Regions from separate parts of the Homo sapiens genome. Here region 1 is linked to region 2. A link is an interaction called in ENCODE POLR2A ChIA-PET data of the cell type or tissue named here. Cell type or tissue: B cell. All regions are shown on one strand. Each heading gives the region's core, and the rest is flanking DNA. Links, peaks and the distances in the headings are about the cores only. Region 1 overlaps DLEU1 (deleted in lymphocytic leukemia 1). Region 2 has its middle 56 kb from the start of DLEU7-AS1.

Region 1 (4,403 bases), core at 112-4,111, 270 kb after region 2:
TTTAAAGTTTATTTTGATGTGCAGTGTGAGGAATGGATCCAATTTTATCTTTGCAAAAGGTCATCCAGTTTTCCCAAAAACACTTTTCAAAAGTCCATCTCCTTTCTCCAGTAATTTGCATATGTAATTGAATCCATTTCTGGATTTTCTATCTTGATCCATTGGTCTGTTTATTCGTGTATGCAAACCATACTTTTTAAATTATAAGGCTTTATAATGTTTGCATTATCAATTTCCATTAGTATATTCTCCATTTTTGTTCTTTACCTGGCTATTCTTTCTTGTTTCTTATTCCAAATAAACTTTTTAGTCAACCTGTCTACTTGATTATAAAAAAAAATGGAATTTTTACTGGGATTGCATTACATTTATAAATTAATTTAAAGAGGATTGACAACTTTATTATGTTGAATTTTCCGATCCAAGAAGTATGCCTTTTCATGTGTTCAAGTTTGCTTTTGCAAACTAACACTTATTTTTCAGTAGAATATTCATGAATTCTCAAGGGAAGAATATTTTGAGTTTTTTTGCATAGTTATTACAGTTTATCTCTAACCTTTATAATGAAATAAGTTTGTCAGTTTGACAAGGTATGATATCTTTGACTGTTTCAACTCCTGACTTTGTTAAATGCATTATTGTATGGTCTGCTGCAGTAAAGTTGAAAAGTCTTATGTAATCTGATTCCCTTTCCTTTATCAGTGACTTCATTTTTTTGCCTGGTTGACCAAAGGATTGTTTCCTTTTCTTTAAAGTTCATAGTTTTAGTGAAAATATCTCTTGAGTCTTTTTTCCCAGGTTTGCAGTACTATCTTTCAATAGTTTCAAGTCAGGACATTTTTTTGTGAATCATAATTTCAAATACTTGTTCTATACCATGGCTTTGGTTCCTTTTTGGGGGACTCCCAATACACATGTGTTAATGTCCCTGCCTATTTTTATAGCTGTCACCTTCTCTTCCATCCTTTTAGTGTCTTCATTCACTTTATTTTTAAAAGTTTTTTCTTTGTTCTTTCTTCTATTTCTCTGAAGGTATCAATTTGCTCTTGGGTTTCCTCTAATTTAGAATTCAACACTGAACTTGATTTTTTTTTATTTTAAAATTATTTCCTAAGTTCTGCCATCTTTCTAAATCGTATTTTTCTCCAATCACCTCATTTATGACTTTTTCTAATTCTTATTCGTGTTGTTCTTTCATATCTATTATTTGCTTCTCAACTTCTTTTGGCCTGTTTTGAAATATTAGGTTGCAGTTTTTATTTGCCTTGTGGACTTATCTTTCTGGTGTGCCTTCATTGTAGGGACATTATTTTATTCATTTTCTCTTTTTGCTTATAATAACTTTACATGGTATTTTTAACTGTAATCCTTTTCTGTTGCTCATGTTAGGGTAAAATGAATATTCTTACACTTTTACAATGGTAGCAAGGACCTAACTTTATACTGGAAACACCTGCATCTGTTTGTTTTTTTAATGAAGGATTCAAAAACATGGCTTCATGCTCTCTGAGATCTGCTTTCTCTTCTCCTATACCTCATTCTTGGCTGGATTTTCTCTTTCCTTTGCTCCTGTTGTTCTCCTCCTCCTCAATATGAGTTCTAAATGAAGTCTCTCCTCAGTGCAGAGCTTTGTTCTGAAAGTGATCTGTAGTTGGTTAGTTTCAAGAGTTTCGACTCAGACAGCCACAGCATCATCAAACCTAATGATGGCCTCCTTGCAGTTACCTATGAATTGAGTCCTGTAAAGCGTCCTCAAAGAATCAGTTGTTCCTCTCAGAACACACCACAGAGCTTTCCAGTGAGTATCACTGATGATTTGGGGGTTCTCCACCACTCAAATCCATCGTAAGTCTCAGTTCCTTCTCTCTGCTTCTTGCAAAGTTTTAGTGATACCACACAAGTCTTTTTGCTATCAGAGTTTCATCCCCATATACACATGCATTAGGGTGTATGTTTTGTTGCTTTGTTGTAGATTTCATCTGTGCAGTTTTGGTTTTGCTACTCTGACTGTGTTCATTAGAGGATTCAGGAATAGTCGTAAGCTATAATGCCATTGTTGCCATCTTCCCAGAATTCTTATTTCCCTAATTTCTTAAGGAATAGAACTTGAAATAATTGTCATTTTCCTTCTATAAAGATTATATCTTATCATACATCTCTAGGACAGCCAAGGAATAATAAAAGCTTAGACGATAATAAACATTTAAATAAGACATGCTTTGCACCAGTACCTGCAAGAGCTGTGAGCTAATTTTCTAAATGTAATTTTTAACATTGTAGGTACTAAGACCTTCATGCTGTAAAGGTACAATGCATGCTACTGATACTAAATTCTTTAGTTCTCTGTATGCCCATTCTTTTTAATTGCTTTAGGTTTTCTCTAACTTTGCCAGCTCACCATTTTGTCATAGAATAGCAATTTCTTCTAGTATACAATGTGTGATAGTCTATTCAATCATTGGTAACAATTTTCCATCAATATAATAGATGGCCCAGATTCATTGTAGGATTAAATGAGTTCCTGTATATAATGTACTTAGAATAGTTAGTAGAAGTTATACCTCACATATGGTAAATACTACATAAACATTAGCTACTATGACTATGATTGTGTTTATCATTTGTATTGTTTTTACCAAGGGAATACATATTCTGTCCCTTTCCCATTTGACCTTCTATTATAGTTTTGATTAAGAGAGTGCATTATGTGTTACACAGAATATTACTTCTGTGGCCTATTAGGAGGCATTGCATTCCAAATGTGTTCTATTGTCAAAAAAAAAAAAAATAGAAAAACTCTAGATTAGAGGAAGGTAGGATTTCCGCAGTCCACTAGAGTTCTCAAACAGTGGATCTAAAGCACTTCTTCTCTGTCACCATGTTTATCCCACTTCTTCCTTTCTCCTCCTCCCCTGCCATGCTGCCCCAAGAATTATCAGCACTTGAAGTTTACTCTCAGATATAACACACCCAAGCATAGCATTCACCTCAGATGCAAATTCACACATAATGCTTTTTGCCTCAAAGGAAACAATGGATAGAAGGGACACAAAAGTAGATTTCTGGGTTGAGTTGTTTCTTAAAAAAATAGAATTTGGCTGGGCGTGGTGGCTCACGCCTATAATCCCAGCACTGTGGGAGGCCAAGGCAGGCGGATCGCCTGAGCTCAGGAGTTCGAGACCACTCTGGGCAACATGGTGAAATCCTGTCTCTAGTAAAATCCAAAAAAAAAAAAAAAAAAAAAAAAAAAAAATTAGCCAGGCATGGTGACATTTGCCTGTAGTTCCAGCTAATTGGGAGGCTGGGACATGAGAATCGCTTGATCCCTGGAGGCAGAGGTTACAGTGAGCCAAGATCGCACCACTGCACTCCAGCTTGGGCTACAGAGTAAGACTCCGTCTCAAAAAATAATAATAAAAATAAAAATAGAACTCACTTGTACCAATGTCTGTAATTTACTTCATATAATCAATGTACTATGATGTTTGACCAGTTAAAGCTTTAATTCTAAGGATGGTTAGCTGACATGATATCAAGAATGCATAGTTCATGGGTGGTCACCTATATTACATCAGAAAAGGCCATGCTCTGAAGTATGTATTACAAGTCCTTCAGATACCAGTACCTCAATCAACAAGCTTTGCTAATTAGCATCCTGAATGCTTTAAAAAAATGGGTTTTATTCATTAAACTAGTGACCAGCATGATGAATACTAAACTTGGCTTCAATGGTGACATTAGAAGTACCAAGACAGGGAAATGGGCCAAAACAGTTTAGAAGCACTCTTGAATGAATACAGTCGGAAAATCCAACAAATCCTGCACTTTGAATGATTAGGAATGATGCTTGATTTCAATCATTGGTTTAAGAGGAATTCTGATTTTATGGTGCCTATTGTAGGGTACAAAATCCTGACTCGAATATCACATCTGCTTGGAGTCAATCTTTCATATGAAATGTGGTTAGTATGCCAAAAAGAAAAGAGAGCTTAGACTTTATCAGACCTACAAACTATATGAACTATTTTGTACCCATTTGCTAATGAAAGGTAGTAAAATAAGTGCATGGGGGCAGAATCTCTTCTGAGATGTGTATTTTTACAGCTTAGTAGGATGTTTGTTGGGGAGTAGCTAATCCTAGCCACCTCAAATTTCTTTGGTAGCTACTGCTATCTACCAAAAAAAATAAACAAATAGGACTAAACACTAAGAGTTGTGCATTAATCGAAGTATCACTTTTGGAAATGGTTAATTGCCTGTCATTCAAGGAATTCAAGAAGACACCAAATATTGGCAGAGTTTTGATCACTAGAAGGGTATCAGCTGGACAGTTGCCAAAGTGCCTTTTTAAAATAAAACGGACATTATATTTTAGAGCAGTTTTAGATTTACAGAGTAATTGA
Region 2 (4,403 bases), core at 312-4,311:
GGGGGACTTCAATACTCCACTGATAGCACTAGACAGGTCGTCAAGACAGAAACTCAACAAGGAAACAATGGATTTAAACTACCTTGGAACAAATGGACTTAACAGATATATACAGAACATTTCATCCAATAATCGCAAATACACATTCTATTTAACAGCATATGGAACCTTCTTTAAGATAGACCATATGATAGGCCATAAAATAAGCTGGAATAAATTTAAGAAAATTGAAATTATATCAAGCACTCTCTCAGACCACAGTGGGAAAAAACTGGAAATCAACTCCAAAAGGAACCTTCAAAACCATGCAAATACATGGAAATTAAATAACCTGCTCCTGAATGAGCACTTGGTCAAAAAACGAAATCAAGATGGAAATTAAAAAATTCTTCAAACTGAACGACAATAATGACACTGAGAGGTGACAGTGTGCTGGCAGCCCTTGCAGCCCTCGCTCGCTCTTGGCACCTCTGCCTGGGCTCCCACTTTGGCGGCACTTGAGGAGCCTTTCAGCCTACCGCTGCACTGTGGGAGCCCCTTTCTGGGATGGTCAAGGCCTGAGCTGGCTCCCTCAGCTTGCAGGGAGGTGTGGAGGGAGAAGCCTGAGTGGGAACTGGGGCTGCGCACGGTGCTTGCGGGCCAGTGCGAGTTCCGGGTGGGCGTGGGCTCGGGGGACTCCACTCAGAGCAGCTGGCCTGCCCTGCTGGCCCCGGGCAATGAGGGGCTTAGCAACCGGGCCAGCGGCTGTGGAGGATGTACTGGGTCCCCCAGCAGAGCCGGCCCACCAGTGCTGTGCTCAATTTCTTGCCAGGCCTTAGCTGCCTTCCCACGGGGCAGGGCTCGGGGCCTGCAGCCCGCCATGCCTGAGCCTCCCACCCCCTCCGTGTGCTCCTGTGCAGCCCGAGCCTCCCCAACGAGCGCCGCCCCCTGCTCCAGGGCGCCCAGTCCCATTGACCACGCAAGGGCTGAGGAGTGCAGGTGCATGGCGTGGGACTGGCAGGCAGCTCCACCTGCAGCCCTGGTGCGGGATCCACTGGGTGAATCCAGCTGGGCTCCTGAGTCTGGTGGGGATGTGGAGAACCTTTATGTCTAGCTAAGGGATTGTAAATACACCAATCGGCACTCTGTATCTAGCTCAAGGTTTGTAAACACACCAATCAGCACTCTGTCTAGCTCAGGGTTTGTGAATGCACCAATCGACACTCTGTATCTAGGTACTGTGGTGGGGACTTGGAGAAACTTTGTGTCAACACTCTTTATGTAGCTAATCTGGTGGGGACGAGGAGAACCTTTGTGTCTAGCTCAGGGATTGTAAAGGCACCAATCAGTGCCCTGTCAAAACAGACCCCTTGGCTCTACCAATCAGCAGGATGTGGGTGGGGCCAGATAAGAGAATAAAAGCAGGCTGCCTGAGCCAGCAGTGGCAACCCGCTTGGGTCCCCTTCCACACTGTGGAAGCTTTGTTCTTTCACTCTTTGCAATAAATCTTGTTGCTGCTCACTCTTTGGGTCCACACTGCCTTTATGAGCTATAACACTCACCACGAAGGTCTGCAGCTTCACTCCTGAAGCCAGCGAGACCACGAACCCACTGGCAGGAATGAACAACTCCAGACGCGCCGCCTTAAGAGCTGTAACACTCACCGTGAAGGTCGGCAGCTTCACTCCTGAGCCAGCGAGACCACGAACCCCACCAGAAGGAAGAAACTCTGAACACATCCGAACATCAGAAGGAACAAACTCTGGACACGCCGCCTTTAAGAACTGTAACACTCACCGCGAGGGTCCACGGCTTCATTCTTGAAGTCAGTGAGACCAAGAACCCACCAATTCCGGACACAACACAACCTATCAAAACCTCTGGGATACAGCAAAGGTGGTGCTAAGTGGAAAGTTCATAGCCCTAAACGCCTACATCAAAAAGACTAAAAAAGGCCTGGCACGGTGGCTCACACCTGAAATCCCAGCACTTTGGGAGGCCGAGATGGGTGGATCACGAGGTCAGGAGATTGAGACCATCCTGGCTAACATGGTGAAACCCCGTCTCTACTAAAAATACAAAAAATTAGCCAGGAGTAGTGGTGGGCGCCTGTAGTCCCAGCTACTAGGGAGGCTGAGGCAGGAGAATGGCCTGAACCTGGGAGGCAGAGCTTGCAATGAGCCGAGATTGTGCCACTGCACTCCAGCCTGGGCAAAAGAGCAAGACTCCATCTCAAAAAAAAAAAAAAAAAGACTGAAAGAGCACAAACTGACACAAAGTCACACCTCAAGGAACTAGAGAAACAAGAACAAACCAAACCAAAATGCAGCAGAAGAAAGGAAGTAACCAAGATCAGAGCAGAACTAAATGAAATTGAAACAACAACAAAAAAAAATACAAAAGATAAATGAAACAAAAAGCTGGTTCTTTGAAAAGATAAATAAAATTGATAGACCATTACCAAGGTTAACCAAGAAAAGAAGAGAGAAAATCCACATAACCTCAGTAAGAAACGAAATGGGAGATATTATAACTGACATCGCTGAAATACAAAAAATCATTCAAGGCTACTATGAACACCTTTATGCATATAAACTAGCAAACCTAGAAGTGATGGATAAACTTCTGGAAAAATAGAGCCCTCCTAGCTTAATTCAGGAGGAATTAGTTACTGTGAACAGACCAATAACAAGCAGTGAGATTCAAACAGTAATTTAAAAATTACCAACAAAGAAAGTCCAGGACCAGGCGGATTCATAGCAGAATTCTACCAGACATTCAAAGAAGAATTGGTACCAATCCTTTTGATGACACTATTCCACAAGATAGAGAAAGAGGGAACCCTCTCTAATTCATTCTATGAGGCCAGCATCACCCTAATACCAAAACCAGGAAAGGACATAACCAAAAAAGAAAACTACAGACTGATACGCCTGATGAACATAGATGCTAAAATCCTTAGCAAAATACTAGCTAACTGAATCCAACAACATATCAAAAAGATAATCCACCACGATCAAGTGGGTTTCATACCAGGGATGCAGGGATGGTTTAACATATGAAAGTCAATAAATATGATACACCACATAAACAGAATTAAAAACAAAAATCACGTGATATCTCAATAGACGTGGAAAAAGCTTTTGGCAAAATCCAGCATCCCTTTGTGATTAAAGCTCTCAGCAAAATTGGCATAGAAGGGACATACCTCAATGTAATACTGTCTATGACAAACCCACAGCCAACGTAATACTGAATGGGGAAAAGTTGAAAGCATTCCCTCTGAGAGCTGAGCAAGAGTAGGATGCCCACTCTCACCACTTCTCTTCAATATGGTACTGAAAGTCCTAGCCAGAGCAATCAGACAAGAGAAAGAAGTAAAGGGCATCTAAATCAGTAAAGAGGAAGTCAGACTGTCCTGTTTGCTGATGATACGATTGTTTACCTCGAAAACCCTAAAGACTCCTCCAGAAAGCTCCTAGAACTGATAATTCAGCAAAGTTTCTGGATACAAGGTTAATATACACAAATCTGTAGCTCTTCTATACACCACAGTTACCAAGAAGAGAATCAAATCAAGAACTCAACCCCTTTTACGATAGCTGCAAACAAACAAACAAACAAACAAAAAACATAGGAATATACCTAACCAAGGAGGTGAAAGACCGCTACAAGGAAAACTACAAAATGCTTTTGAAAGAAATCATAGATAACACAAATGAGAACACATCCCATGCTCATGAATGGGTTGAATCAATATTGTGAAAATGACCATACTGCCAAAAGCAATCTACAAATTCAACACAATCTCCACCAAAATATCACCATCATTCTTCACCGAATTAGAAAAAAAAATTCTAAAATTCATATGGAACCAAAAAAGAGCCCGCATAGCCAAAGCAAGACTAAGCAAAAGGAACATATCTGGAGGCATCACACTACCTGATTTCAAACTATACTATAAGGCTATAGTCACCAAAACAGCATGGTACTGGCATAAAAATAGGCACATAGACCAATGGAATAGAATAGAGAACCTAGAAATAAATCCAAGTACTTATAGCCAATTGATCTTCAACAAAGCAAACAAAAACATAAAATGGGGAAAAGATACTCTTTTCAACAAATGGGGCTGGGATAATTGGCTAGCCACATATAGGAGAATGAAACTGGTTCCTCATCTCTCACATTATACAAAAATCAACTCAAGATGGATTAAGGACTTAAATCTAAGACCTGAAACTATAAAAATTCTAGAAGATAACACTGAAAAAACCCTTTTAGACATTGGCTTAGGCAAGCATTTCATGACCAAGAACCCAAAAGCAAATGCAATAAAAACAAAGATAAATAGTTGGGACTTAATTAAACTAAAGAGCTTTTGCATGGCAAAAGGAACAGTCAGAGTAAACAGACAACCCACA

The links. Peaks named below come from ENCODE experiments on the same cell type or tissue, not always from the same donor. Only the 100,000 strongest peaks of a DNase experiment are listed, where the experiment ranks them.
Region 1: POLR2A ChIA-PET joins it to region 2 with 5 read pairs; 2 of 35 experiments call an interaction of 5 or more read pairs at or near these places.

What each region holds. Positions count from the first base shown.
Region 1 is chr13:50,478,404-50,482,806 of GRCh38, reverse strand. All of the region lies in intron 4 of DLEU1 (deleted in lymphocytic leukemia 1), which reads right to left. Among named protein-coding and RNA genes, the nearest start is that of DLEU1-AS1, 47 kb to the left of the region's middle. In B cell, for the core only: no CTCF peak of the experiment used is centred there; no DNase peak of the experiment used is centred there.
Region 2 is chr13:50,749,880-50,754,282 of GRCh38, reverse strand. It overlaps a transcript of DLEU7 not described here. Among named protein-coding and RNA genes, the nearest start is that of DLEU7-AS1, 56 kb to the left of the region's middle. In B cell, for the core only: no CTCF peak of the experiment used is centred there; a DNase peak (open chromatin) is centred at 2,292; H3K4me3 peaks cover 538 bases; H3K27ac peaks cover 637 bases.